Regions from separate parts of the Homo sapiens genome. Here region 2 is linked to region 1. A link is a loop called in an ENCODE intact Hi-C map of the cell type or tissue named here. Cell type or tissue: heart right ventricle. All regions are shown on one strand. Links, peaks and the distances in the headings refer to the core of each region. The heading gives the core; the rest is flanking DNA. Region 1 overlaps NCOA3 (nuclear receptor coactivator 3). Region 2 overlaps LINC01754 (long intergenic non-protein coding RNA 1754).

The links. Peaks named below come from ENCODE experiments on the same cell type or tissue, not always from the same donor. Only the 100,000 strongest peaks of a DNase experiment are listed, where the experiment ranks them.
Region 2: it touches region 1 in a loop (3-fold over the local background); 24 of 110 quality-filtered maps call a loop at or near these places.

Annotation. Positions count from the first base shown.
Region 1 is chr20:47,602,947-47,618,023 of GRCh38, forward strand. All of the region lies in intron 2 of NCOA3 (nuclear receptor coactivator 3), which reads left to right. Among named protein-coding and RNA genes, the nearest start is that of NCOA3, 110 kb to the left of the region's middle. In heart right ventricle, for the core only: no CTCF peak of the experiment used is centred there; a DNase peak (open chromatin) is centred at 7,722; H3K27ac peaks cover 2,688 bases.
Region 2 is chr20:47,396,773-47,411,849 of GRCh38, forward strand. LINC01754 (long intergenic non-protein coding RNA 1754) reads right to left here. Exons shown (of 3, transcript NR_146496.1): 2 at 377-573. Among named protein-coding and RNA genes, the nearest start is that of LINC01754, 7.8 kb to the right of the region's middle. RefSeq lists an enhancer at 13,636-13,825. In heart right ventricle, for the core only: no CTCF peak of the experiment used is centred there; no DNase peak of the experiment used is centred there.

The DNA of each region.
Region 1 (15,077 bases), core at 2,722-10,721:
TTAGATTAAAAAAAATTGCAGAGCGATAAGTTATGAACGTTAACATGATTTTTCAAGGAAGAAGTAATCCTTAGTCACTTGTAACCCAAATGCCTTTCCTAATAAGAGTTCCGTTTCTACAAATTCTTTTGACAGAGAAGTGTATGATATCAGAGAGGTTTTTAGAAAACATTTTAAGTGCCATAAGAACAATTCAAGACCACTACCAAAACTTCATTTGAAGATCTTAGCATCTTTGAGAATTTAGTATTTCTCAAGAGACATCTCTTAAATTCTCCTGTAGGCACCAAGATTTAGACAATTTGCTTAATTTATTCAGCTAATTAAATGGGAGAGTTCCCTGACCCCCCTCACAGGACGTGCGACAGGGCTGTGGCTCATCTGTTCCGTGCTCTCAAACCCCTTTTGGGAGGAGGAGCATGCGTGCAGGCAGGTGCAGGATCTGGGGCGAGTGCCCCTGGGCTCTGTTCTCATGGGAGTGTCCAGGGGTGGGAGTCTGCAACTCCCCAAGCCCAAGTAGGCATGTGTTACAGTATGCTCTTTTTGCTTTGCCGACCATGGACGGCTTAAGTGTTAAACAGCTCAGGGCCTTCTTGGTATTCAGGTCCTTGTCCAGCATCGAGGAAGAATCAGGTCACACACGGACTTGAGGATGGTGAATGTGGGGATTTTATTGAGTGATGGAGTTGGCTGTCAGTTGGATGGATGAGGAGCTGGAAAGGGGATGGAGTGGGAAAATGATCTTCCCCTGGAATTTGGCCATCCAGTGGCCCATCTCCTCTCTGACCGTCCTCAGCCGAACTCCTCTTGGTGTTCAGATGTTCCTTCTCTTCTTTCTCTGCCGTGCCATTCTGCCATTCTTCTGCTCTTCTGTTTGTCTCCTTGTGGAGCCGGGGGCTTGGGGTTTATATGGGTACAGGATATGGGGGCGTGGTGGGTCAAAAGGCAACTTTTAGGCATGAAAACAGGAATGTTTGTTCTCATTTAGGGTCATGGGTTTTCAGGCTTGAGTGGGGCCTTTGCCAGGGAACTGCCTTCTTCTACCCAGTATTTCCCTGTCTCCTGTCTGTATCAGTAATATAGGAATTAGAAAACACAAATATCTTTTTTTGTAAACTAGGTTGTAGATCTGTTTGTAGTTAAGAGGCCAAATTCCATTTTTCTTAATTACCTTGATTCTGTCTGTAAATGGTACAGTTCTTGAGGGAGCCATTTTTCGAGAGCCTACCATTTGCCAGACATCACTGAGGTTTTGTTTTACCTGTGGTTTTTAATCCTCTCAACAACTTTGTAAAGGTGATGGATGTGCATTTTAGAGAAGATGAAATTGAGCTTCAGAGATGTAAATTTGGTAAGGTCATGCTGAGCTCAAATCAGCTGTTAAGTCTGTGTTCTTTTCCCCTCTTCACTATGCTTCATTTAAGTTGGATTCGTTGTTTTCTTGTTCACTAATGATGTGTGCTTGTGTGTCCAGTTTAGGAATTAACCTTGTCTATTGATTCTTGGTTTCAGACAAGTATCCCATGTCTGTCTAGAGTTTGGCTGTGGATAATTGATGATACTATCTTTTCAAATTATTTATAATTCGTGAAAGCTTATAGTTCTTTTAACATCCATTTATTCTTCTGTTTCTTTTTATCATTCGTAATGGCTTTCAATTATTATTTTAAAAATCGAGATGGGAGCTTGCTATGTTGCCCAGGCTGGTCTCAAACTCCTGGGCTCAAGTGAGCCTCCCACCTCAGCTTTCCAAAGTGCTGGCAATGTAGGCTTGAGCCACTGTGCCTGGCCAATTCTTTATCTCATTAAGGATCATAAACATTTATTTTAAACCAATTTCAAGATTTTTATTAAGCATTGAATTCATCTTTTGATATTGATGAATTTCTTGACTATCTTCCTTAGTTCAGTTATTTTTTATTTTTATTTATTTTTTTTGAGGTGGGGTCTTGCTCTGTCACTCAGGCTGGAGTGCAGTGGCGAGATCTCGGCTCACTGCAACCTTCACCTCCAAGGTTCAAGTGATTCTCCTGCCCTCAGCCTCCTGAGTAGCTGGGACTACAGGCGCATGCCACTACCCCCGGCCAATCTTTGTATTTTTAGTAGAGACAGTGTTTCACCATGTTGGCCAGGATGGTCTCGATCTCTTGACCTCGTGATCCGCCCGCCTTGGCCTCCCAAAGTGCTGGGATAATAGGCGTGAGCCACCACGCCTGGCCCATTAGTTCACTTTTTAAATACACTTTAGGATTTTAGTTTATGGTTTATATGCTGAGTGGGAAATAATTTTTTTCCCTTTATTTTGGTGTTCTTTTCTGTATGTCTCCCTGCCACCTATACCTCTGTTTTTGTTGCCTTCATACATTTACACCATGCTTTCAGTCTAGATCTAGGATTCTAATTCTGAGATATTATTGCAATGTTGGTGATATGCATTACTTAGGTTTTGTTTGTGTGTGTGTGTGTATGAGACATATATATATTATTATTATGTATATATTACCTTTTATTTATTTAGAGTACCTTTTATTTCCTCTACAACTGCCTGTGGCAGTTTGAAATAATAACTTTAGCTATTGATAATACCTTTTTTCACCTTCCTTTCATGAGTTTTTTGTTTGGTTTCTACCTATGAGATTTTTTCGTTTTACCTGTGAGCCTTGCTTTTGGTTTTCTTATCTTGTGCATGATTTCATTTCCTGACTGCCTTTGCTTGTTTCTTGTCCTGGAGCTCAGTTGGGTTCATGGAGTTATTAATTTATTGCTTTATATTTCCCCTCTGTCATGGTCCACAAATATATTTGTCATGTTTGAGCGTAACTGTGTCTTTTGAAGTTAATACAAAATTCGTATTTTATCTGTCATTATTATATTTGGAGCAATGGGATAAGGTGGTGTTGATTGATAGCAGCATTTCTCTGTTATCCTTTCAGGAAGTCTCCATGTTCTTTTGATCTCACAACATGGCTTGTTTATATAGGCCTGCAGATAGTAGATACTAAAGCATCTGTTTATTTACTTACTTATCTGCTTACTTGCTTTATTTACTTACCACCACCCCTGACTAATTTTTTTGTATTTTGTAGAGACAGTGTCCTGCCACATTGCCCAGGCTGGTCTTGAACTTCTGGCAAGTGACCCTCTACTGTAGCCTCCCAAAGTATTGGGATTATAGGCATGAGCCACTGCTCCTGGCCCTAAAACATTTATTACATGAACGTGGGGTATCTTGGAGAAGCCAGACCCAGTTTCAGGCTCTCAGCCCCAACCTTAATCTAATATAGTGGCTCTCAACGTGTGGTGCGTGGACTCCCGGTAGTCTCTGAGAACCTTTTAAGGGTTCTACATGGTTAAGACTATTCTCATAATAATGCTAATGTGTTATTTGCTATTTTCATCCCGTTGGTGTTTGCACCGATGGTGGAAATGCGGTGATGCATAAAATTGCTGACACCTTACCATGAATTAAGGCAGTGGCGCCAGACTCCGCTCCTAGGTAGACATTGCATTCTTCACTGCCAGGAGCTCATAAAGAAAAAAAAAAATCAGTTTTCCACTGAGGATTGTCCATGATGAAGCAGCAACACTACACCTGGCCCTCATTCCCTTTTTTCCTTAAGTACCTTTCACTGTACCCTTAAGTACTGTCGTTTTAATGTTCTGTGTGATGAGAATGGAAAATGTGCACAAAGACTTCTGCCTGCCAAAGTATGATGGCTGTCTCCGGGAAAAGCACTTGCGCAGTTTGCGTTGTGAACTGAAGTACCCACTTTTTTCATGGAACACCATTTTTACTTGGATGAGTGACAAACCATGGCTATTGAGTCTTGGTTATTTGGAGACTGTCTTCAAATTGAGTGAGGTGAACCTGTCACTACAGGGAAAACATCTGACTGTATTGGTTGACAGTGATAAAATTTGAGCTTCAAGTGAAATTATAAGTAAGTAAACTTGAATCGGCCACCATGAGCATAACAGCCTTTTATTACTTTCCTGATGAGATGGGTGGTGACATTAATGAATGTGGGTTAAAAAAATTGTGTAATGAAATGTACCAGCATTTGAAAGATCTACTTTAACTCAGTGAACCAGTATTATCTAAATGACCCGGTGTTTGATTATACAGTGATGCATGGGTTAAAGATCTGTTCAGAGTGCAAGTTAGATCCAATGCATTTTAATGAGACAGCATGAAAATTCATTTATATGGTTTCAGATTCCACTTTGCAACTGTAGGAGACTAGAATATACCACCCTAAAATATGCCTGTTTGGTGTAAGGATTATTTTGAGAAGCAGACACAGGAGAAGTTCTGAAAACAGAGTAGAAGTTACCCTTTTGTAAGGGAAAATTTATATCTATAAAGGAAATCTCCCTTGTAAGGGTGTCTTCCTCATTACCAGGAAAAGGATGACTCAATCACTAGAAACTTACTAATGGAGAAGGCATAGACTTAAATCTGTATAACAAGCCTTACTGTTGTTTACCATGCTTTTCTTGGTCACCTCTCCATAACTATTGCTCCCTAGCCCCTGTGCCCTTCTTTATTTGTTTCAGCTGAAGATGATATTTAAGTCTGAATTCTAAGCCACCTCTTAGAAATGAAAAGATTTACTCATTTCTCTGGGTATCTCTCATGGATACATGAGATATATTTATTATATTTCTGATTTTCTCTTGTTAATTTGTCTTTTGTTAAGGGGTCTGACCCAACTTAGAACTCAGATAGGGTAGAGGAAAAATTATTTTTTTCTCTCCTATAAAACTCACCTTTAAGAAATTACCAGTTGTTTTAGTGTAATATCAAGAAATATCCATAATTATTTATAAAAGTTTATTAAAATAGTCCTTCCTTTTACAAGTACATGTCTTTGTGAGGCCAGATTTTCTTTATATCCTTAAATCAAGATAACATTGCACCGGATTGAATGCAGAAGTAAATAACTGTTTTCTATTAAGTCAGGTAATTATATGCAAATATATGTTTTTAATTATTTTATAATTCTCATTGTTTCAGAAGTTTTGTTTTTTGCAAAAATTGTTATTTATGTTAATATATGATGGGCTTTAAAAAGTGAATGAGGGCCAGGTATAGTGGCTCATGCCTGTAATCCCAGCACTTTAGGAGGCCAGGCAGGTATATCACCTGAGGTCAGGAGTTTGAGACTAGCCTGGCCAACATGGTGAAACCCTGTCTCTACTAAAAATACAAAAATTAGCCGGGCATGGTGGCGGGCACCTGTAATCCCAACTACTTGGGAGGCTGGGGCAGGAGAATCGCTCGAACTGGGGAGGTGGAGGTTGCAGTGAGTCAAGATTGCGGCATTGCACTCCAGCCCAGCCTGGGTGACAAGAGCAAAACTCCATCTCAAAAAACAAAACAAAACAAATAAACCAAAAAAGTGAATGAGTCCGGCTTGGTGGCTCATGCCTGTAATTCCAACACTTTGTGAGGCCGAGGTGGGAGAATTGCTTGAGCCTAGGAGTTGGAGACCAGCCTGGGAAACATAGCAAGACCTGGTCTGTACTAAAAATTAAAAAAATCAGCTGGGCATGGTGGCACATGCGTGTGGTTCCAGCTACTCGGGAGGCTGAGGTGGGAGGATCACTTCAGACCAGCAGATCGAGGCTACAGTGAGCCGTGATCACACCATTGCACTCCAGCCTGGGTGACAGAGCTGAGACCCTGTCTCCAAAAAAAAAAAAAAAAAAAAGGTGAATGTTTCTTAAGTTTTAATTTCTAATATGGTGAATACTGACATAACCCACATAGCAGAAGTTATTACAGGTTTCCAGTTTTTAAGAGGTAAAGGAATCCTGAGATCAAAAGGCTTGAAATCTAGTGAATTTGGTTGGAACTCTAGAAGCATTTGACTTAAACCTTTCACCTTGTTGTATTTGGTATCTTGTAGCACACCCAGTTCCTGCTACAGCTGCCTCTATTCTGTGCTGCTTAAATACGGAGGAGGTCTGAGCTAACCAATCTGAAGTTTGGCCAATTTCAGGGGCATTTAGTTGTTAACCTGAATCTACTTCTTTTATTAGTAAGAAACATATCTACTATAGAGATTTAGGACTTTGAACAGCTGTATAACATTATAGGATATGTCTGGTACTCAGTTGTTTCTGTTTCTGAATCACAAATCGGCCATTAATTTTAAATAAAGACGTTTTGTAGCATATAATACAATTTCTGATGATCTACTTACTAGTTTGTTAATTCCTCACACCGAGTCATCAGCTCCTTGAAGGCAAAAAAATTCCTGTTTTGATCAACAATTCATCTACCCCAAGCACTTAGCATAGGGGATACTATTTCCTTTTTCTATGTGGATGACACCCGATATGTTGAACAGTGACCACTCTTAAGATACTTGGTGAAGTAGGTTTTGGTTTTAACCAGTTTAGGTGTATGGATGATTTTACAGAAGTTCGTAATAAAATTTTCTTGCCTCAGATATTCTCTAATAATAATGAGGTGCCCCCAGCTTCATTTACTAGACATGGATAGGCAGGTTTTGTGAAGTACAGAAAAAAAGTTCTTTAAAGTTATGGATCATGTCACGAGGTCAGGAGTTTGAGACCATCCTGGCCAACATGGTGAAACCCCATCTCTACTAAAATACAAAAAAATTAGCTGGTTGTGGTGGTGCACACCTGTAGTCCCAGCTACTCAGGAGGCCGAGGCAGGGGAATTCCTTGAACTCGGGAGGCAGAGATTGTGGTGAGCCGAGATTGCACCACTGCACTCCAGCCCGGGTGACAGGGCGAGACTCCGTCTCAAAAAAAAAAAAAAAGTTATGGATCATGAAACTAACATTTGAATAGCAACAAAGAAAAAACCAAGCTATGTTGTATTTTATTTTTTATTTTTATTTTTTAATGTTGTATTTTAAATTGAATGATGTACTTCTCCTCCTCTTTGCAGTATTTTATATTTTTGCTTACTGCACATTTCTTCCCTGAAGCAATCTTGACCTAATGGTATAAATGTTTAGCTCCACATAAGACGGTAGCTATTTTTTGGAGAGGAATGGAGAGGGTCAAGGGTTTTATTGAGTTTTCAGTTCTGATACCTTTTAACCTTTTTACCAGTGCTACCCCACCCTCCAGAAAGCAAATAATGTTGAAAGCTTTTTTTATTTTTTAACTTTTTGATATATATTTTCTTATTCATTATTTGTATTGTTGTCATCAGATGAATAATGGCTTTAGAGATTTATTTGAAAAGACAAATTCTATTATCAGACACATAACTTCTAGGGATATGGAAACTATTATTATTGTTACTGTTTTGAGACGGGATCTTGCTCTGTCCCCCAGGCCAGAGTGCGGTGATCATGGTTCACTGCAGACTTGACCTCCTGGGCTCAAGTGATCCTCTTACCTGAGCTTCCTAAATAGCTGGGACCACAGGCACATGCTGCCATGCCCAGCTAATTTTTGTGTTTTTTGCAGAGACAGAATCTCACTATGTTGCCCAGGCTGGTCTCAAACTGCTGGGCTCAAGCAATCCTCTTGCCCCAGCCTCCCAAAGCGTTGGGATTACAGGTGTGAGCTACTGAAACTGGCCCGGAAACATTTTTAAAAAAGGATTCTTTTGAATTTAAAGTTATTTAATGATTACTGAAGAGTAATAAGCTGTGAGGTCAGGAAAAAAAGGACTGAGCCACAGACTAAGCAGCAGTACAGATGATGACCTATTCAGGAAGTCTTGTGAGTCAGACTTGCCGTGTCGTGTTGCTAGAGTTACAGATCTGCTCCAACCTCTTTGCTTTATAAGAAGGACATCTCTCTGTTCTACCTTCAATATCTTTTCTTTGAAAAATCAACCCAAAAGTCTTTTATTAGCTTTACATTTATTTCTACAGTCTTAATTTTTGTAACATCAGTGTTGCAGGTGAACAAACTCATTGTAGCCTCTATTTTTGATATTGCTGGACAGGGCTAACTTTAGTACTATAGTGGGAAGTTTGTTATTTTGTTTTTTACTCTACAGGCACTCTGGTTTAGGAATATTTATCTGTCTTGCATTTGACCATGGTTACCATTCCCCCTCTTCATTGTTTACTTAGTGTACCATGGTACACTTTATGTACCATCCTTGCTGCTCTCAGCTGTTTGGTTACCAGGTGGCTAATGTTGTCATCTCTTAAGCTTTAACATTTACTTCTCAATACTGTCTTTTCCTCTGTGAGGTAGATGGAAAGAATAGATTAGAAGAGAATGGGGCATATGCTGTGATCATCTCTCCTTTACATCTTTATTGCTTATTAATTTAATTTATATCAGATTTCATTTCTGCTCTGTGCACATACCCACTGTCCCTCCTCACCACTCTTCTTTATCCAGTTCTTTCTCACTTACCTTAGCATGGCTAAAACCCTTGGTTTTTATTTATCTCTTTCTTCCTCTGCTGTTTTTATTTTCATTATATGCCACAGGGACAAACTTAGGTATAAGTACTACTTTTGATGTAGAGATACTTATGTCTGTCAAAGGAAAATTAAACTACAAACCCCAGAGGTAAAAAATGGTACACAATACTGGGGTTTAAAAAATCTCCTCCTCGGCCGGGCTCATGCCTGTAATCCCAGGACTTTGGGAGGCTGGGGTAGGTTGGTCACCTGAGGTCAGGAGTTCGAGACCAGCCTGGCCAACATGGCGAAACCCCGACTCTACTAATAATACAGAAATGAGGTGGGTATGGTGGCAGCTGCCTGTAATCCCGGCTACTTGGGAGGCTGAGGCAGGAGAATCGCTTGAATCTGGGAGGCGGAAGTTTTAGTAAGCCGAGATTGCGCCACTGCACTCCAGCCTGGGTGACAGAGCGAGACTCCATCTCAAAAACAAAACAAAACAAAATAAAAAAGCCCCACTCCTTCTGCCCCTCCAGACCAGGGTCTCACTCCCTTCACCCAGGCTGGAGTGCAGTGGCGCGAACCTTAGCTCACTGTAACCTCTGCCTCCTGGGCTCAGGTGATACCCCCACCTCAGCCTCCCGAGTAGCTGCGACTACAGGTGTGCGTCACCACGCTTGGCTAAGTGTTTTGTATTTTTTGTAGAGACGGCGTTTTGCCACTTTGCCCAGGCTGGTCTTGAAGTCCCGGGTTCAAGCTGTCCTCTCATCTTGGCCTCCCAAAGTGTTGAGATTACAAGTGTGAGCCACCACACCCAGCCAAATTATTTCTTTTTACCTCTGTAAAAGGAGAACCTTCTCTGTATTTTAAGAAGATGTGGAGTTGGTCAAAAGTACAGCTGATGGGAAAGCAAAGGAGAACTGGAGTTTGAAAAGAGAAGAGGAATGGTGGTAGTTAAAAAAAAAATTTGTAAAAAATAGAGTTACATACAAGTTTACACAATGGTTTAGAGCTTACAAGGTAGGAAGCAGAGACAGAAATAGTGTAATATGTAAAATGTTATAGTAAAAATATGGAAAATGCTTAGGATAAAGAAGGGAAAACTTTTGTCTAATTGGGAGAGTCGGGGATGGTTTTACCAGAGGTGACAAATTAATCTTGAAGGGCAGGAATATTCTAGATGGAAAAGCGATGTGGGAAAGATTAAAAAAAAATTAGTGACTTAAGGTTAAAAATAAAGGAAATGTTTCAGTTACCTTTATTAAAAACTTTTAGTATAAAGATCATTTTGGGGTTGCTGGTGGTGATTGATGAGGAAGAAGTATGACTGGTAACAGGTTGTTTAAACTGAAGCCAAATTCAGGTTTATGAAGCTCAGACTTAAGTCTGTTCTTATATATGAGATAGATTCAGTGTATTAAATTGTAGAAGTCAATGTAACCTTTAAAACAAAAGAGTTACCCGGCTAGTTAGTATGCTGTCAGGAGAGGGTAACTTGATTTGGATATGGATGGAATTGGCTCCCTTAACTCCCTCTGTACAGTGTATTATCTGTGAACTTCAACTCTGTTGCTCATGTAGAGGTTGAGAAGTCTCTTGGCAGCAAGTTTCCAGTTGCAACTAACACCTGAGTTGGCTAATTGGTATGCCCAGTTCTAGCACTCTAGTCTCTGGGGAGTTTATGTTTAAATTCAACTTCATCAGGTTTAAACTGGAACATAAATGTGCAAGAAGGAAGAGAGAATGGAACCTTGCGCATAAAATAATTTACATTCAGATGCTTTTCTGTTCAATTTATATATTAAAAATAGGATGTTTTACTTTATTGTTTCTTGCTAGCCCTTCACTCAATATGCTGGCATTATAAAGCAAAGATAGTGGAGAAGAAATTACCAAGAACTGAAGTTGTACTGTTTTCTTGTATACATCTCCACCAAGGTAGTTTCTTGTAGATACCATGTGTATGTTTTGTTTCTAAAAACTGTAGGCTCCTAGCTTTGCTATTCATTGTGTTCAAACGATTCCTTCTTTTTTTTTTTTTTTAACACTTACCAAATTTAATTGTTTTTCTGTTTTCCTGTTCTGCTAGCCTGAGAGTTCTAGTAATTGGTAGTGACATTTATCCCTGTTTTCTGGGGCTAAAATGATTCTGGGCATGCAAAACGTTTGAGCTGAAATGGAATTAAATTGAAAAAAAAAAAAAGGATTGTGTTATACTTTATCCTACAAAACATAATAGCAAATTATCAGCCACAAAACAAAAGGATATAAAAAATTTCCCTCTCTGACAGAGGATGAGGAAGCAAAAGAAAAATAAATAAGTAGGCCAGGCGCGGCGGCTCACGCCTGTAATCCCAGCACTTTGGGAGGCTGAGGCCGGTGGATCATGAGGTCAGGAGTTCAAGACCAGCCTTTCCAAGATGGTGAAACCCCGTCTCTACTAAAAATATAAAAATTAGCTGGGCGTGGTGGTGGGTGCCTGTAATCCCAGCTACTCGGGAGGCTGAGGCAGGAGAATCGCTTGAACCTGGGAGGCGGAGGTTGCACTGAGATTGCGCTACTGCACTCTAGCCTGGGCGACAGAGCAAGACTCTGTCTTAAAAAAAAAAAAAAATTAAAAAAAATTTTCTTTTCTTTCCCCTCCTACTTATCTCCTCACAGCTCTTAACTTCCTTACCAGCATTGAAAGAAACAAAGGTAGGAGGAGATACTAACTGGAAGAGTCATCCACTTGAGGAGGAAGCTTTTATAACAGTTCCACGTTATAAAAGCTCTTCCCTGCCTTCCCCTGTCCTTTACACACGTTATATTTGTCTTCAGTCCTTTCTCCGTGGTACCAGTTCTCTTGGAGCTCCTCTTATTTTATTAGTAAGGGTATGAATGACGGATTGAAAGAAAGAAGATTAAGAAACTTTTTGATATTTTTAGGGTAGAGAAAAAAACCTTGTAAGATTAAGCCCTTGTGTTAACTAGTAGTGGTTATTTTCTAAGTTGTCTGATTAGGAATTTGAGAATTTGGAATTTCAGTTTTGGGTAGAACTTTTATGTATGACTGTCTCATTCTTCCCAAGAACTTGTTTTTTCTGATTGACTTGAGCAGTCTCTGCTTTTGCATAGTGCTTGAAGCAGTTTTTAATAAACCAGTTCAGATCCATAGCTCTTTGAAAAAATTTCCATAAGTTACTGTGATTCTCAAGAAATACACCAAACCTCTCTCTAATTAGTGTATTTAATCATACCTTGTATAAGTTAGGGAAACAAGCCTGACAGATAAACTAAATTGCTGCTGGGATAGTCAAGTGGCTCCACCATTTAATGATAGCAAACCAAAGAATAACAATACTTGACTGACCATTTTAAGGTATAGTTTGTATATGTCGATCTCAAATTTTCCTTTTGCTGTGTGAGCCATTGACCATCTCAAGTGGAAGTAAGGGTTATGGGTAATATTAGACCACCACGAAGGGCAGTTTAGTGACATCGGTGGGTAATGGTTAGGTAAGGTACTTGAGGGGAGCATTAGTATCTGCTGAGCTTGAGCAACTCCTTGCCTCTGTCCCTAATACTGCATGCCCCTAAACTATGGCTGTCATAACCTCTCAGTGTTCTTACTGATAAGCTGAGAAATTTTCTGGCTAACTGGTTGGCTATAGTGTGATTCAGTAGTACAAATGGCTTGTTTTGGTGGTGGTGGGGAATAAAATGCCCAAGAAACATTTGATACATATTTTGTTGGTTATGAAGTCTGAAAAAATATTGTAGTTCCAGCTCTGCCATCCAGAATCTGTGTGTGCTCTAGTGGAAAGTTAGCCATTTCCTTATCTGTAAAATGGGACTATTATAGTAATACATACTCTGGAGGGTCATGGTAAATAAATTACAGTATATATGAGATGTCTAGTATTGTACTACCACAAAATTATCTCCTTATTTCTCCCTTATTAATTTAGGAAAAGTAAAATATTTTAGTTGGTTTCTATGTCAATTTAGATTTACTGGATAACCCATCTGCTATTTTGGCACACTATAGCTTTTTTTAGGTCCCTCAAAATAACTTCTTGCTTGCCTAATGAACACTGGTAGTGTTGATTGATATCTTTTCCTTTTGGACAGGGCGTAGTTCCTGTATCCTTGTCCATTTAGCTAATTTGCTGTGTATAATCAAACTTTTTCCCTCCTGTCTTAATCCCAAATAACCAAAAGGAAAGCTGATTAGTGCTGCTAAGCCATATACCAAAATTTTCATGGTTTTTGAGCTAGCAGGTATAATTCTTTGCTGCTTTTCAGCTTTAATTAGTTAGTTATTCCATGAAAGTTCATTTTCTAACAATTTATTATATATTCTGTTGATGTCTAAGCTTCAACATGTTCCATAGCTTGAATGTTACGTATAGAAAGGCCTATAGTATTTATAGGAAACATTCTATCCAGTTGTTGTAAGATACTTGTTCATTTTAAATCTTATCATGGATATACTTTGGACTTTTCCATATAATATAGAAATAGCGTTAGATTTTGATAGCATTGAAAGGTATTCTCATTGTTACTATTCTACATTAAAGTAATTGTGACGAGACGTGGTGGCTCACGCCTGTAATTCCAGCTCTTTGGGAGGCTGAGGCGGGTGGATCACTTGAGGTCAGGTGTTTGAGACCAGCCTGACCAATATGGTGAAACCCCATCTCTACTAAAAATAGAAAAACTAGGCCAGGGTGGTGGCAGGCGCCTGTAGTCCCAGCTACTCAGGAGGCTGAGGCAGGAGAATTGCTTGAATCTGGGAGGTGGAGGTTGCAGTGAGCCGAGATTGCACCACTGCACTCCACCCGCCCCCCGCCCCCACCCCCCGCCCCGCCAAAAAAAAGTAATTGCATGGAATATATTGCTTAAATGCAGGTTTTTTTTTTTGGACGGAGTTTCATTCTTGTTGCCCAGGCTGGAGTACAATGGCACAATCCCGGCTCACTGCAACCTCCACCTCCTGGGTTCAAGCAATCCTCCTGCCTCAGTCCCCCAAGTAGCTGGGATTACAGGCATGTGTCACCACGCCCGGCTAATTTTGTACTTTTAGTAGAGATGGGGTTTCACCATGTTGGTCAGGCTGGTCTCGAACTCCTGACCTCAGGTGATCCGCCCACCTCGGCCTCCCAAAGTGCTAGGATTACAGGCGTGAGCCACCCCGCCCAGCCTTTTAAAAATGCAGTCTTAAAGTGTGCATTGCCATATTTAATACATTTAAGTAGTGTAGCATACAACTTTTTTTAGTGGAAACATTTTAGATAAGGAAAATAATTGTAAAAATGGCTCATGGATCTGGATGATAGAGTTTATATTGAAAGATTGACTTGGTTTTAGCCTTTGAATTCTGATAAAATGAGAAGTTCTTCCTTCCAGTTCTTTTCTGTACTTTGGTGCCAGGGGCTTGAAAAGGCTTCTGAGACTGGATTGTGTATCTTCTTGGAAGTGCATTAGAGGTGCAGTGGAAACTTCAAAATATGGATGCATCTCACAATTGGATGTATGATGTAACTTCAGGAGGACAGATTACTTGGTAGCAAGTATAGGTCCTAATTTCTTTTCTATTCAACTATAAGTGATAATATCTAATTGTAGGGAGTCAGAATTAAGAAGGGACTCTATGTTAATAGACTGTTCTTTTTTTTCTTTTTTAGACGGAGTCTCACTCTGTCATCCAGGCTGGAGTGCAGTGGCGCGGTCTTGGCTCACTGGCAACTTCTGCCTCTCGGGTTTAAGCTTTTCTCCTGCCTCAGCTTCCTGAGTAGCTGGGACTACATGTGCATGCCACCATGCCCAGCTAATTTTTGTATTTTTAGTAGAGATAGGGTTTCACCATGTTGGCCAGGCTGGTCTTGAACTCCTGACCTCAGGTGATCCACCCGCCTCGGCCTCCCAAAGTGCTGGGATTACAGGCGTGAGCCACCGCGCCTGGCCTAGACTGTTCTTACAATCAAACTTAGTGTGAGACTGTTGTGCTATATTATTTGCCCTTTGAAGATGGCTTTTATCAACTACATATATTCTCCAAACTAGATGGGTTGTAATTTAAGATGTAAAAATGTAAGCTAGTCTCAGGTAGTTACTGTTCCATGTTTCTTACCGGTTAAGAACTTCATGGTCTTGGTACCTGCCTTATTCCCCTCTCTCATCTTCATTCTTGACTGTTGACTGAAAGTGATCTAGATCTATTGTGTCTGTGCTAGGCATTTACCTTTTATATCTTAATCTACCAAAATAGCATATCCTCCCAGTGAGAAGGAGATAACAGGCGTGGCAACTAAAACAAATGCCATTTTTGATTTTTTGTTTATAGCTAAGATTAATACCAAATAGAAAACTGTACCTGAAGGGTTAGTCATAGTCATTTGTGCTCAGGAATTATTGTATATATTGAAATTATTATTTTGGGGACCAGAAATGCTTTTTTATTTCTCATGTTGAACATTTTCTTTAGTTTAATGAAATTCAGGAGATGTTTGCTCTACTTTGCTTTTTGTTATAAAACAATTTGTCATTTACTCTTAGACATTGTGGTATCTTATACAGTTGTACAGTAAATGTACCTAAGTTTTGTCCATGTCTAATTAAGAACTACAAATCTGTCCAACCTGTTCCTAAAAAACCCAAGATAGAGACTGGACATGGTGGCTCATGCCTGTGATTGCAGCGCTTTGGGAGGCTGACGTGGGCAGATCAGTTGAG
Region 2 (15,077 bases), core at 4,501-12,500, 200 kb before region 1:
AGTGGCTCATGCCTGTAATCCCAGCACTTTGGGAAGCCGAGGCAGGAGAACTGCTTGAGCCCAGGAGTTTGAGAAGAGCCTGGGCAACATGGCAAGACCACACTCTACAAAAAATAAATTAGCTGGGTGTGGTGGTGCATGCCTGTGGTCTCAGCTAATCGAGAGGCTGAGTGGGAAGGATCACTGGAGCCCAGGAGGTCAAGGCTACAGTGAGCCACGTTCACACCACTGCATTCCAGCCCAACACAGGGCATGTATGACAGGCCAGCAACCTTTGCATCTCTGACCTGTGATTCACTTTTGTCTCATAAAAACAAAAACAAAACAAAACAAACAAACAAACAAAACAGAAGAAAGGAAAAAAAGAGTGGCTTACATTTTTTTTCCCCAAAAATCTGGAGGTAAGTATCTGCTGTCGCTGGCGGAACAATACCAGTGCTGGCTATTCTGTGATCATCTTGGCTTTTCTTCTTGGTAAACAAGATGGCTGCTGCAGCTCCAGGTATCATGTGAGTATTCAAAGCAGGAAGAGGCAGGAAAAGGGCTGGAGCCAGTTGTGTCTCTCCCTTTTATCTGGAAAGCAAACATTTCTTGGAAATCCAACAGCAGAGTTGGCAACTGCAGTTGCAAAGGAACCTGGGAGAACAAATGTGAAGCTTTCCAGCTTCTAAAATAGGAAGAAGAATGGCTGGGCATGGTGGCTCACGCCTGTAATCCCAGCACTTTGGGAGACCAAGACGGGTGGATCACCTGAGATCAGGAGTTTGAGACCAGCCTGGCCAACATGGTGAAACCCCGTCTCTACTGAAAATACAAAATTAGCCAGGCGCGGTGGCCTGTATCCCAGGTGCATGCCTGTAATCCCTGCTACTCGGGAAGCTGAGACAGGAGAATCGCTTGAATCTGGGAGGTGGAGGTTGCAGTGAGCCGAGATCATGCCATTGCACTCCAGCCTGGGCAACAACAACGAAAGTTCGTCTCAAAAAATAAATAAAAAAAAATAGGAAGAAGAAAAGAGTCACAGGTTAGGGATGGTAGTTGGCGTAGCTAGTAGGCTGTATCTGTCACAAGAAAGATCACAGAAGCCACAGTGTTCTAGAATATTGAAATCTCTTGTCCTCCTTTCAGTTCTTGTCCCTGAATGACAGACACCGCCAGAACTCACTTCAGGTCTATATGCATCCAGGGGCGACTTAATAGTAATTCACTATGTGAGTTATTAACGGTTATTAAAATGCAGCATTTGTGAACTAAAATTAGCCAATTTATCCATGCCTGTATTCTGCCAAGTCCTTCTGGCTGCCACTCAATGCTTAATGACCTTGCCTTTGCACAAACAGCTGAAGTGGGTATGGGGTTTCCTTTTGAGGTGATAGAAATGTTTTAGAACTAGATAGAGGCGGTGGTTACACAGCATTGTGAATGTGGTAAATACCACTTTGGTTAATTTTCCCTTATGTGAACTTCACCTTAATTTAAATGAAGGAGAAGGGAAAGGAAGAGGGAGAGGGGGAGGAGACACAGAAGGCAGAGGAAGGGAAGGAGAGAAAGAAAAACAAAGAACCTTAACAGTTATTTCTGGTGGCCATAAGGAAAAAAACTCTAATACTTTTTTTTTTTTCAGACCTGAGTTTTGCTCTTGTTGCCCAAGCTGGAATGCAATGGCGCCATCTCGGCTCATTGCAACCTCTGCCTGCTGGGTTCAAGCAATTCTCCTGCCTCAGTCTCCCGAGTAGCTGGGATTACAGGTGCCCACCACCATGCCCAGCTAATTTTTTGTATTTTTAGTAGAGATGAGGTTTCACTACATTGGCCAGGCTGGTCTCAAACTCCTGAGCTCAGGTGATCCACCCACCTTAGCCTCCCAAAGTGCTGGGATTACAGGCGTGAGCCACCTCGCCTGGCTCTACGTCATTGTGCTTTTTTTTTTTTTTTTTGAGACATTGTTTCTCTCTTGTTGCCTAGGCTGGAGTGCAATGGTGCCATCTCTGCTCACTGCAACCTCTGCCTTCCAGGTTCAAGTGATTCTCCTGCCTCAGCCTCCCGAGTAGCTGGGATTACAGGCATGCGCCACCGCACGTGGCTAATTTTTTGTATTTTTAGTAGGGACCAGGCTTCAGCATGTTGGCCAGGCTGGTGTCAAACTCCTGACCTTATGTGATCCACCCGCCTCGGCCTCCCAAAGTGCTGGGGTTACAGGCGTGAGCCACCGCGCCCGGCAACCCTAATACATTATTGTTACAGCCTTTGGGCAAGGCCTTTTAACATTTCCATGGGATAAGTTCCACTCTTGGGAACTAATATGTAAGAATATATGTGCAAGAAGATGTGTGCAATATTGTTCATCTTGGCAAAAATGGCAAACAAAGTAAATATCCATCCTTACAGAGTTTCTGAATAGATCACGGTATAGCCACACCACAGAATATTGTACAGCCACTAAAATGCTCTTTGCCAGGTGGCCTGGAGGGATGTCAATGTGATGTGTTAAATGAGAAAAGGAGGATACAGAAAAATGAGTATAACATGATGCTATTTATATAAACTCCTGTGTATTCAATGTGTATGTAGTATGTTTGCATGTCTATACTTACATATACATGTACGTGTATCCAAATATGTATGTATATGTGTATTTGTTTTTTTTGTTGTTGTTCGTTTGTTTTTCCAGATATAGTCTTGCTTTGTTGCCCAGGCTGGAGTGCAGTGGCGCAATCTCAGCTCACTGCAACTTCACCTCCTGGTTCAAGCAATTCTCATGCCTCAGCCTCCTGAGTAGCTGGGATTACAGGAGCCCACCACACCTGGCTAATTTTTGTATTTTTAGTAGAGACGGGGTTTCACCATGTTGGCCAGACTGTTCTCAAACTCCTGACCTCAAGTGATCCGCCTGCCTCGGCTTCCCAAAGTGCTGGGGTTAAAGGTATGAGCCCCCGAGCCTGGCTGTATATGTGTATTTGTATAAAATTACCTAGGCATGGAGAAAAAGATGGGAGCATACAAACCCGAGGTGAGAACGGGAGAGAAAAAGGAGAAATAGGGAAGGAGAAGCCAAGAGAAAAAAGAAAGAGAAAAACCAAAAAGATTTCTCTAGAAGAAACTTCCTGGCCGGGCATGTTGGCTCACGCCTGTAATCCCAGCACTTTGGGAGGCCAAGGGCAGGGGTGGATTACCAGAGGTCAGGAGTTCGAGACTAGCCTGGCTAACATGGTGAAACCCCGTCTCTACTAAAAATGTAAAAATTAGCTGGGCGTGGTGGTGAGGCCCTGTAATCCCAGCTACTCGGGAGGTTGAAGCAGGAGAATCACTTGAAACTGGGAGGTGGAGGTTGCGGTGAGCTGAGATTGTGCCATTGCACTCCAGACTGGGCGACAAGAGCAAAACTCCATCTCACAAAACAAAAAACAAAAAACAAAAACTTTCTTTCCCCCAACATATATGATATGATCACATTTATGATTTTTTGTAAAATTATATGCGTGTGCATGTACATGTATAAAACCGTTAAATCATAGATTTAATGCATTATAATCAAACAGAATTTAACACAGAATTAGACTTACTGTTATTATGGCACCATCATTATTAATTATGCCTGCAATGCCTCCTTTATGCAGAGAGTAACAATGCATATTTGCATGAACAGTATTTCTGGTGTATAATTTTCCAATTATCTGGTATTAGAATATGCACGTATTATGAATCAAATATGAATTATTTAGACTCTTCCCCCGAAATATATCCAGAGTCCTGGAAGTTAATTTATGTGGTTGAATAATTAATATAAGTGATTATAGCACCCCGCCCCCTTAAAGAAAAGACCATTTGGTCTTTGCCTGCCCAGCAACTGAGGCCCTTGGAGGAGACTCTGCCTTTGCCCAATAGTTTCCCTGGATTTTTGTAATGGGAAGAATGAAACAGGAGCCAGACAGAGAGGGAGCTATGGAGTAGATCAGTAGAGCTTTTCCTGCTGAGCAGACTCTTGCCAATCACTTTCGTTCTTCTACTCCAGATCTGGATCTCTCAACGCTTGATGTGAACATGTGACCCAGACCTAGCCAATCGGAGGGCTTCATCCATCTGGCCAATGTGATTGGTCAGATCTGGGCACATGACCCAAACTGGGCCAATCAGAGGATTCATTTCCTACCACTTCCTGCTGAAACTGTCAGAGACACGCCTTTCTTGAGACTGCTGGCCCCTCTCACCACACTGAGAGTGAAGCCTCACAGAAGACGCTGACAGCATGAAGGACTAGAAGATTCTGAAGACATCTTTGAGCACCTGGCTCCAACTGTGCTAGGATCTTAGGATCTGGGTATATTTAAAGTGCACAATGTCTTTTATTTTATTTTTTTTTTGAGACGGAGTCTCAATCTGTCGCCCAGGCTGGAGTGTAGTGGCGCAATCTCGGCTCACTGCAAGCTCCACCTCCCAGGTTCACGCCATTCCCATGCCTCAGCCTCCCCAGTAGCTGGGACTACAGGCGCTTGCCACCACGCCCAGCTAATTTTTTTGTATTTTTTTAGTAGAGACGGGGTTTCACCATGTTAACAAGGATGGTCTCCATCTCCTGACCTCGTGATCCGCCCGCCTTGGCTTCCCAAAGTGCTGGGATTACAGGGCGTGAGCCACTGCACCCGGCCTTTTTTTTTTTTTTGAGACAGTCTCTCTCGCCCAGGCTGGAGTGCAATGGTGCGATCTTGGCTCACTGAAACCTCCACCACCTGGGTTCAAGAGATTCTCCTGCCTCAGCCTCCCGAGTAGCTGAGATTAAAGGTGCGCACCACCATGTCCGGCTAATTTTAGTATTTTTTGTAGAGAAGAGTTTTCGCCATTTTGCCCAGGCTGGTCTTGAACTACTGGGGTCAAGTGGTCTTCCTGCCTCTGCCTCCCAAAGCGCTAGGACTGCAGGCATGAGCCAACACGACTGGCTGTGTTCATGAGCTAATATTGTCTCTTCTGGTTTCTGTTTGATTTCCAGATTAATGGTATATCCATCAAGAGTAGTATTCTTGGCCGGGGGCTGTGGCTCACACCTGTAATCCCAACATTTTGGGAGGCCTAATTGGGAGAATCACTTGAGCCCAGGAGTTTGAGACCATCCTGGGCAACGTAGAGAGACCGCATCTCCACCAAAAAAAAAAAAAAAAAAAAAAATGCTGGGCGTGGTGGCTCACGCCTGTAATCCCAGCACTTTGGGAGGCTGAGGTGGGAGGATCACTTGAGGTCAGGAGTTCGATTCGAGAACGGCCTGGCCACTATGGTGAAACCCCGTCTCTACTAAAAATACAAAAATTCGCCGGGTGTGGTGGCAGGTGCCTGTAATCCCAGCTGCTCGGGAAGCTGAGGCAGGAGAATCGCTTGAACCCGAGAGGTGGAGTTTGCAGTGAGCCGAGATCGCGGCATTGCACTTCAGCTTGGGCGACAGAGCCAGACTCCGTCTAAAAAAAAAAAGAAGCCAGGCGTGGTGGTGCGTGCTTGTGGTTCCAGCTACTCAGAACACTGAGGTGGGAGGATTGCTTGGGCCCAGGAGGTCGAGGCTGCAGTGAGCTGTGATTGCACCACTGCACTCCAGGCTGGGTGACAGAATAAGACCTTGTCTCAAAAAGAAAAAAAAAAGCAAGATTCTTGGGTTCTGTTCTTTCTCATTTGTTCTTTCTTTCTTTTTTTTTTTTTTTTTTGAGGTGGAGTCTTGCTCTGTCTCCCAGGCTGGAGTGCAGTGGTGCAATCTCGGCTCACTGCAAGCTCCGCCCGCCGGGTTCACGCCATTCCCCTGCCTCAGCCTCCCGAGTAGCTGGGACTACAGCGCCCGCCACCACGCCTGGCTGATTTTTTGTATTTTTAGTAGAGACGGGGTTTCACTGTGTTAGCCAGGATGGTCTCGATCCCCTGACCTCGCGATCCACCCGCCTCGGCCTCCCAAAGTGCTGGGATTACAGGTGTGAGCCACTGCGCCTGGCCTTGTTCTTTCATTAAATTTTTCCTCAACACTATGTGCCAAGCCTTTCTGAGGCTCTGAGGGTACAAGGATGAATCAAACTGAGTATTATGGCAGAGACAGCTGTTTCAGCACTAATATCTCTTTTTTCCCCTTCTTTCTTTAATAACAGAAGTTATGAGTTTTAGGTGGGTGCATGTTTATCCAGTTGATGACTACATTTCTCTTTTTTTGTTTTGAGACGGCGTCTCACTCTGTTGTCCAGGCTGGAGTGCAGTGGCACAATCTTGGCTCACTGCAACTTCCACCTCCCGGGTCAGTGATTCTCCTGCCTCAGGCTCCCGAGTAGCTGGGACTACAGGTGCCGGCCACTGCGCCCGGCTAATTTTTGTATTTTTAGTAGAGATGGGGTTTCACCACGTGGGCCAGGTTGGTCTCCAGCTCCTGACCTCAGGTGATCTGCCCACCTTGACCTCCCAAAGTGCCAGGATTACAGGGGTGAGCCACCATGGCCGGCCCCCGATGACTACATTTCCTTTTTTTTTTCTTTTCTTTTTTTTTTTTTTTGAGACAGAGTCTAGGTCTGCCACCCAGGCTGGAGTGCAGTGGCGTGATCTTGGCTCACTGCAACTCCTGGGTTCAAGCAATTCTCTTGCCTCAGCCTCCTGAGTAGCTGGGATTACAGGCACCCAACAACACCATGCCTGGATATTTTTGTATTTTTAGTAGAGACAGGTTTTCACCATGTTGGCCAGGCTGGTCTTGAACTCCTGACCTCAGGTGATCTGCCTGCCTCGGCCTCCCAAAGTGCTGAGGTTACAGGTGTGAGCTGCTGTGCCTGGCCTGATGACTACATTTCTCAGCCTGCTTTGGATCTAAGTGTTGATGTGACTGAGTTCTGGTCAGTGAGATATAAGCAACAATGATAAATGTTCCTTCTAGGTCATGCTATTTTTTTTTGCTCTGACACACTTTATCATCACTTAATGGGTCATGCTATTAAAAGGAATGGATATGTTCTCCCTTTGCCCCTTTTTCTGCCATTTTCCACTGGCCAGGATGCAGGTGTGATGGCAGGACCTAGAGCAGGTACCTCGACCCAGAGATTGAAGCTGTGTGTTGAAGCTGGCCATTGCCTCCCTGCTACCCTAGGACCTCCTAACTTGGGTTGTTAGTGAGAGAGATATATACTTGATTTTGTTTAAGCCACTAAACTTAATGTCTCTTTGTTATAGCAGCCTAGATTTTACCCAAACTAATAAGCCTTTGACCTCCACTTCTAGTGAAATAGACCAAAGAGACAGCCACCCCCTGCCCCCCGCAAAAAAGTGACAAGTTCTGAAATAGATATAACCCCATGGTGTTGTGAGGTTATAAATTAGGGCATGCGTGGCTGGGCGCAGTGGCTCACGCCTGTAACCCCAGCACTTTGGGAGGCTGAGGCAGGCGGATCACCTGAGGTTGAGAGTTCGAGACCAGCCTGACCAACATGGAGAAACCCTGTCTCTACTGAAAATACAAAATTAGCTGGGCATGGTGATGCATGCCTGTAATGCCAGCTACTCGGAAGGCTGAGGCAGGAGAATCACTTGAACCTGGGAGGCAGGGGTTGCGGTGAGCCGAGATCACGCCACTGTACTCCAGCCTGGGCAACAAAAGCGAAACTCCGTCTCAAAAAAAAAGTTAGGGCATGCTCAACTTGGGCTGAGACACTGTTTGATGAAAGGCTTACTGAGGAGGATGGCTGAAAAGAATTCCCATAAGCAGAAATTGGAGTAGGGCTGGACGTTTGAATCAATTAAAAATGTTTTGAGCTGTGAGCAGTGGCTCACACCTGTAATCCCAGCACTTTGGGAGGCTGAGTCAGGAGGATCACTTGAGTCCAGCAGGTCAAGGCTGCAGTGAGCCATGATCAGGCCACTGCACTGCAGCCTTAGTGACACAGCAAGATACACACACACACACACACACACACACACACACACACACACACACACACACGGTGTTTTGGCTATAAGTAACAAGAATAACAAAATACAACAAGGAATATCTTTAAGGAGTCATTCATTTATTCTACAAACATTTTCCTGTCACTTACTATATTCCAGGTCCTGTTCTAGGTGCTGGGGATATGGCAATGAATAAAACAGATCAACCCCCTCACCACTCCTGAAAATCCAAGAAAAACTCTGGCTTTATAGATTTTATGATCTGTGGGGAGAGATTTATTATCTTACAGAACAAGAAATCCAGAGATAGGTGGTCCTGGGCTGGTGGATAGAGGCTCAACACTATCTTAAAGGACCTTATTCTTTCCATCTCTTCACTCTGCCATCCTCAGTGTGTCGGCTTTTTTCTCAACCTTGTAACCTCATAGTTGTAATATGGCTGCCACTGCTCCAGGAGGCACATCACATACACATTAATCCAGTGGAGTAGAAGAAGAGAACCTGTTTCCTCCCATGCTGCTCTTCTTTTTTATTTTTCTAGCAGGAAAACTTCCTCGGAAGTCTTCAGCTAACTTTAAATCTTATTTACTAGAATTGCATCACATTCCTAATAAAATCACTGGCAAGTCGAAGGAAACAAGCATGAGTGGCTTAGGTCAGTGTTCTCAAATGGTTGTCTCAGGACCAGGCACGGTGGCTCATGCCTGTAATCCCAGCACTTTGGGAGGCCAAGGTGGGTGGATCACCTGAGGTCGGGAGTTTGAGACCAGCCTGGCTAACATGGTGAAACCCTATCTCTGCTAAAAATACAATTAGCTGGGCGTGTTGGCACGCACCTGTAATCCCAGCTACTCGGGCAGCTAAGGCGGGAGAATCGCTTGAACCTGGGAGGCGGAGGTTGCAGTGAGCCGAGATCATGCCACTGCACTCCAGCCTGGGTGACAAAGTGAGACTCCGTCTCAAAACAAAACAAAACAAAACAAAATGAGACAAAAAAGCTGTTGTCAGGTTATTAATGACTCCAAAGAGCTTTGGTTTATGTGGTTATGTCTATTGATATTTGCTATATTAGAAGTTAAAAGTGAAAAAAATTAAACATGTATTTATTCATTCAAAATTATCCTTTACATAGTAACATAAATAATTTTTTATGAAAAATAGCTATACTTTGCAAGACAAAAAATAGTGCAAAGCATGGCATTTTTTGTTTGTTTCTTTGTTTGTTTGTTTTAGACAGGTTCTTGCTCTGTTTCCCAGGCTAGAGTGCAGTGATGCAATCATAGCTCCCTGCAGCCTCGACCTCCTGGGCTGAAGCGACCCTCCTTCCTCAGCATCCTGAGTACCAGGAAGCACAGGCTTGCAGCACCACATCCAGCTAATTACTTCATAATTTTTATAGAGACAAGGTCCTTCTGTGTTCCCCAGGCTGGTCTTGAACTCCGGGACTCAAGCGATCCTCTGGCCTTGGCCTCCAAGTGGCAAAGTGGCCCTGTTTTGCATTTTGCTATTATCTCTTTGATGTCTGCTTAACAGAAGAAGCTGGATTTTCATGCCTGCTTCTGCATTCAACCCATTGTGATATTCTGTTTTGCTTTAAATACACAGAAATTCTGGTCTCATACATGTATGTTGTTGCAAAAAAGAAGGCTTTGTGGACCTCTTGGAAAGGTCTTGAGGATTCAGCATTCACAACTGGAGAACCACTGACTTATATTGATTAAAACTCACTCTCTGAGGATCCCTTGAGCCCAGAAGTTTGAGACCTGAGCAACATATTGAGACTCCGTCTCTAAAATATAAAAATAGGCCAAGTGTAGTGGTTCATGCCTGTAATCCCAGCACTTTGGGAGGCCGAGGCAGGTGGATCACTTGAGGGCAGGAATTCGAGACCAGCCTGGCCAACATGGTGAAATCCTGTCTCTACTAAAAATAGCAAAATTAGTTGGGCATGGTGGCGCACACCTGTAATTCCAACTACTTGGGTGGCTGAGACAGGAGAATTGCTTGAACCTGGAGGTGGAGGTTCAGTGAGCCAAGATTGTACCACTGCACTCCAGCCTGGGCGACAGTGCGAGACTCCATCTCAAAAAAATAAAATAAATAAAAATTTAAAAAATTACCTGGATGTGGTGGTGGTGTGCACTTGTAGTCCTAGCTGCTTGGGAGGCTGAGGTGGGAGGATCATTTGAGCCCAGGAGGTGGAGGCTGTGGTGAGCTATGATCGTGCCACTGCACTCCATCCTGGGAGACACAGCAAGACCCTGTCTCAAAACAACAACAACAACAACAGCACTCACTCCCTGGGCTATAAAGAGGCTTAGCCCCCACCCATAATTCCACACAGCTCAACCTCCCTATAAACACATGGCTGCTTCCATTCCTTAACAAAATCATAATTCTCTCAGCAAGGAGAAAGGCAGGGAGGGGTATTGGACAAAATCATAATTCTCTCAGCAAGGAGAAAGGCAGGGAGGGTTATTGGGTGGGCAGCCCACAGAGTCTGCCACGGATTGCTCTACAGCGGAGGTTTTCCAGCCTATTCGACCGTGTCCCACAGTAACAAATACATTTTACATGGTGACTCAGTACACACATGCACACAACAGAAACATTTTTATTAACAATACTTAGGCTTGCAACATGGAATGCCCTCTGATATTTTCTATTCTTTGTATTCTTTTCTATTTCTTTTTTTAAAAAGTGCTGGCTGTAACCCAATAAATTCACTTCATGATTCACTAGTGGGTCATAATCTTCAGTGTGAAAAATACTGTTCTCTAGGGACTTGTTATTTGATTGGATAGAGGGGCTAGACAGAGGCCTTCAAAGGAGGGAATTCATAACCATTGCCTCAAAAGTTGGCCAAGGAATTGCCCCAAGATGCCTGTGTTGACCCAGCCTTTGTCCTTTTTGCCTGCATTAACTCTTTTATATTGAGCAGAGGGCAAGTAGGCTCAACTCAAATGGTGTTAAGTAAAAAGGTAAGGCTGGGCGCAGTGGCTCACACCGCGGCACTTTGGGAGGCCGAGGCAGGCGGATCACCTGAGGTTAGTCTGGCCAACATGGTGAAACCCCATCTCTACTAAAAATACAAAAATTAGCCAGGCATGGTGGTACGCGCCTGTAGTTCCAGCTACTCGGGAGGCTGAGGCAGGGAGAAACCCTTGAACCCGGGAGGCGGAGGTTGCAGTGAACGGAGATTGCACCACTCACTTCAGCCTGGGTGACAAAAAAAAGTCTCAAAAAAAAAAAAAAAGTAAAAAGATAAACAGAATTATAATTATAACAAAATTTATTGACTCATAGAATTGGAAATCCCAGGAGCCTCGTGAGCTTCAGGCACAGCCAGAATGATGGCCACAGGGTAAGTACTTGTTGATCTCCCCCTGGAGACCCTCATGTCCTCCATGTTGGCTTCTCAGGAGGAGAATCTCAGGCAATAGTGCCCCCTGTAGCTCCCCAACTTCAAAAACCAGAGTATAGAAAACTACATCTTACTGGCAGGTCTAGAAAAATGTCGCCAAACCTGGATCATGCATCCACCTTTTTTTGTTTGTTGGTTTTTGAGACAGTCTCGCTCTGTTGCCCAGGCTGGAGTGCAATGGCACGATCTCAGCTCACTGCAACCTCCACCTCCTGGGTTCAAGCGATTCTCCTGCCTCACCCTCCTGAATAGCTGGGATTACAGGTGTGCACCACCATGCCTGGCTAATTTTTGTATTTTTAGTAGAGACAGGGTTTCACTATGTTGGCCAGGCTGGTCTTGAACCCCTGACCTGGTGATTCACCTGCCTCGGCCTCCCAAAGTGCTGGGATCACAGGCATGAGCCACCGCACCTGGCCTATGCATCCACCTTTTGAAGGGAATGTTGAGGTCAGCCTTCTCTGAACACGTGGGGTGAGAGTGGATGGGCAGTGGCTTTCCAGTGGAGAGGAGGAAGTTGTTGCTTGAAGCAGGGAGGATTTTGAGCAGGCAAAACCAGCAGATGTTTACTACCTCAAGCTCCATGAGGCCAGGGAAGGTGCTGGGTCCTGAGCACCACTGTATGCCCAATGACTGGCACAAATTAGACTCAGAAAATACTTGTATGAACAAGGGCAATTGTGTTGTATGATTGGGTATCCATGGACAATTTACATATTTGAAAAGGTAACAGAAAGATTTGTAGGGCATGATGGCTCATGCCTGTAATCCCAGGACTTTGTGAGGCTGAGGTGGGAGGATTGCTTGAGCCCAGGAGTTCAAGACCGGCTTGGGTAGCACAACAAGATGCCATCTCTACAAAAAATTAGCTGGGTGTGGTGGCATGTACCTGTGGTCCCAGCTACGTGAGGGGCTGAGGCAGGAGGATTGCTTGAGCACAAGAGGTCAAGGCTGCAGTGTGCTATAATCCTACCACTGCACTCCAGCCTGGGCAACAGAGAAAGACCACATCTCAAAATAAAAAAACAAAATAAAGAAGGATAGACAAATAGGTTAGTGGAAGAGAATAGAAAGTCCAGCTAGCTGGGTGCGGTGGCTCACGCCTGTAATCCTAGCACTTTGGGAGGCCGAGGCGGGCGGATCACAAGGTCAGGAGATCGAGACCATCCTGGCTAACACCGTGAAACCCTGTCTCTACTAAAAAAATACAAAAAATTAGCCGGGCGTGGTGACGGGCGCCTGTAGTCCCATCTACTTGGGAGGCTGAGGCAGAAGAATGGTGTGAACCTGGGAGGTGGAGCTTGCAGTGAGTGGAGATGCGCCACTGCACTCCAGCCTGGGAGACAGATCAAGACTCCGTCTCAAAAAAAAAAAAAAAAGAAAGAAAAAGAAAGCCCAGCTGAGACTGACACATATATGGCCAAATTATCTTCAACAAAGTCACCAGGGTAATTCATTGAAGAAAATCAATTTTGTATTTCAACAAATATTACTGGGACAGGCCAGGTGCAGTGGCTCATGCCTATAATCCCAGCACTTTGGGAGGCTGAGGCAGAAGGATCACTTGAGGCCAGGAGTTTGAGCAGCCTGGGCAACAAAGGGAAACCTCGCCTCTGTCTAAATAAATAAATAAATAAAATTCACTGTTGAGAAAAAGAAAAGGCCACTGAATTGTATACTTTATTTCATTTTATTTATTTATTTTTGAGACTGAGTCTCGCTCTGTCACCCAGGCTAGAGTGCAGTCTCATGATCTCAGCTCACTGCAACCTCCGCCTCCCTTCAAGCGATTCTCCTGCCTCAGCCTACTGAGTAGCTGGAATTACAGACATGCACCACCATGCCCAGCTAATTTTTGTTATTTTTAGTAGAGATGGGGTTTCACCATGTTGGTCAGGCTGGTCTCCTGACCTCGTGATCTGCCCACCTTGGCCTCCCAAAGTGCTGGGATTACAGGTGTGAGCCACTGTGCCCGGCCTGAATTGTATACTTTCAAATGGTTTGGCCGGGTGCTGTGGCTCAACGCCTGTAATCCCAGCACTTTGGGAGGCTGAGGCAGGTGGATCATTTGAGGTCAGGAGTTTGAGACCAGCCTGACTAACATGGTGAAACCCCATCTCTACTAAAAATACAAAAAAAAAAAAGAAGATAAAGAAAGAAAGAAAAAGAAAGTAGCTGGGTGTGGTGGCATAGTCCCAGCTACTTGGTGGCTGAGATGGGATAATCACTTGAACCCGGGAGGTGGAAGCTGCAGTGAGCCGGGATTGTGCCACTGCACTCCAGCCTGGGCAACAAGAGTGAAACTCCGTCTCCCCACCAAAAAAACCCCAAAAAACATTATATCTTCCTGGCTAAGTGATTGGCTTATGGTAACTCAGACTGAGCCAACGAAGCCCTCCTCAGTTTGTTCTTGGAACTATTGTCAGGGGTATTTTCCCTTTCCATTGGTGTTGCTGTGCTGGTGAGAAATAACCCCAGAACCAGCAGGTAGGCAAAGCTACAGGAGAGGAAAGCCAACTTGGAGAAGAACCGAGAGATGATAGAGAAATGGAAACCAGCCATGTTGAGCCCCTGGGTTCAGGTTCACCTGATGTCCTCCAAACTTTTTGTTCAGGCTAGTTTAGGATGTGCCTATATTTCTTGCAAATGAGTCTCCAAATACAAACCCCAAATCATTGTAGCAAAATGCACTGACCAACTGTGCTTCCACGATCAGATCAGTAAGCTGGGTGCAGTGGCTCATGCCTGTAATCCCAGCACTTTGGGAGGCCAAGGTGGGCGGATCACTTGAGGTCAGGAGTTGGAGAACAGCCTGGCCAACATGGTGAAACCCCATCTCTACTAAAAATACAAAAATTGGCCAGGTGTAGTGGCAGGCACCTGTAATCCCAGCTACTTGAGAGGCTGAGGCAGAAGAATCACTTGAACCTCGGAGGCAGAGGTTGCAGTGAGCTGATATCATGCCACTGCACTTCAGCCTGGGCGACAGAGCAAGACTCCGTCCCAAAACAAACAAACAAACAAACAAACAAACAAACAAAAACCAATGTGTAAGTGAACAGAGAGAACAAGAAGTTTAAGGAAAATTAAAAACATAAAGGACAAAGTGAGAGAAGAGAATATCTGTAAAATACATGAATACACACACACAGTAGATGTTTCATGGTTGTTTATCCCCCACCTCTCGCTGGAACACAGACTGGTGCCCCACTTCGTGCTTGGGATGTCCTTCCTCTGTTTCTTGGCTGAGTCGAACTTGTGCTGCTTCCTTTCTCCTTAAATATCCTTTCCTCTGGACAGGATGTTCCTGAAGGAGGCCACAAGGCAGAACATCTCGGCTAACTTTAGTTTGCTATTTTCAGCCTGAATTTGTGCCTGGGCAAATCAGTCCACGGACAGAGTATCCTCCCCAGTTGGATATTTCTTGCATGAGCATCAGAATTTTGTGGGACACAAGGCTTAGTTTCACTAAGCTCTGAGCCTCAAAACCTGGTATGCATCTGGGTTAGAGAGCCTCATCCAGTCTTTTTTTTTTTTTTTTTTTTTTGAGATGGAGTCTCACTCTGTCGCCCAGGCTGGAGTGCAGTGGCGTGATCTCAGCTCACTGCAAGCTCTGCCTCCCGGGTTCATGCCATTCTCTTGCCTCAACCTCCCGAGTAGCTAGGACTACAGGCACCCACCACCACACCCGGCTAATTTTTTGTATTTTTTTTTAGTAGAGACGGGGTTTCACCGTGTTAGCCAGGATGGTCTTGATCTCCTG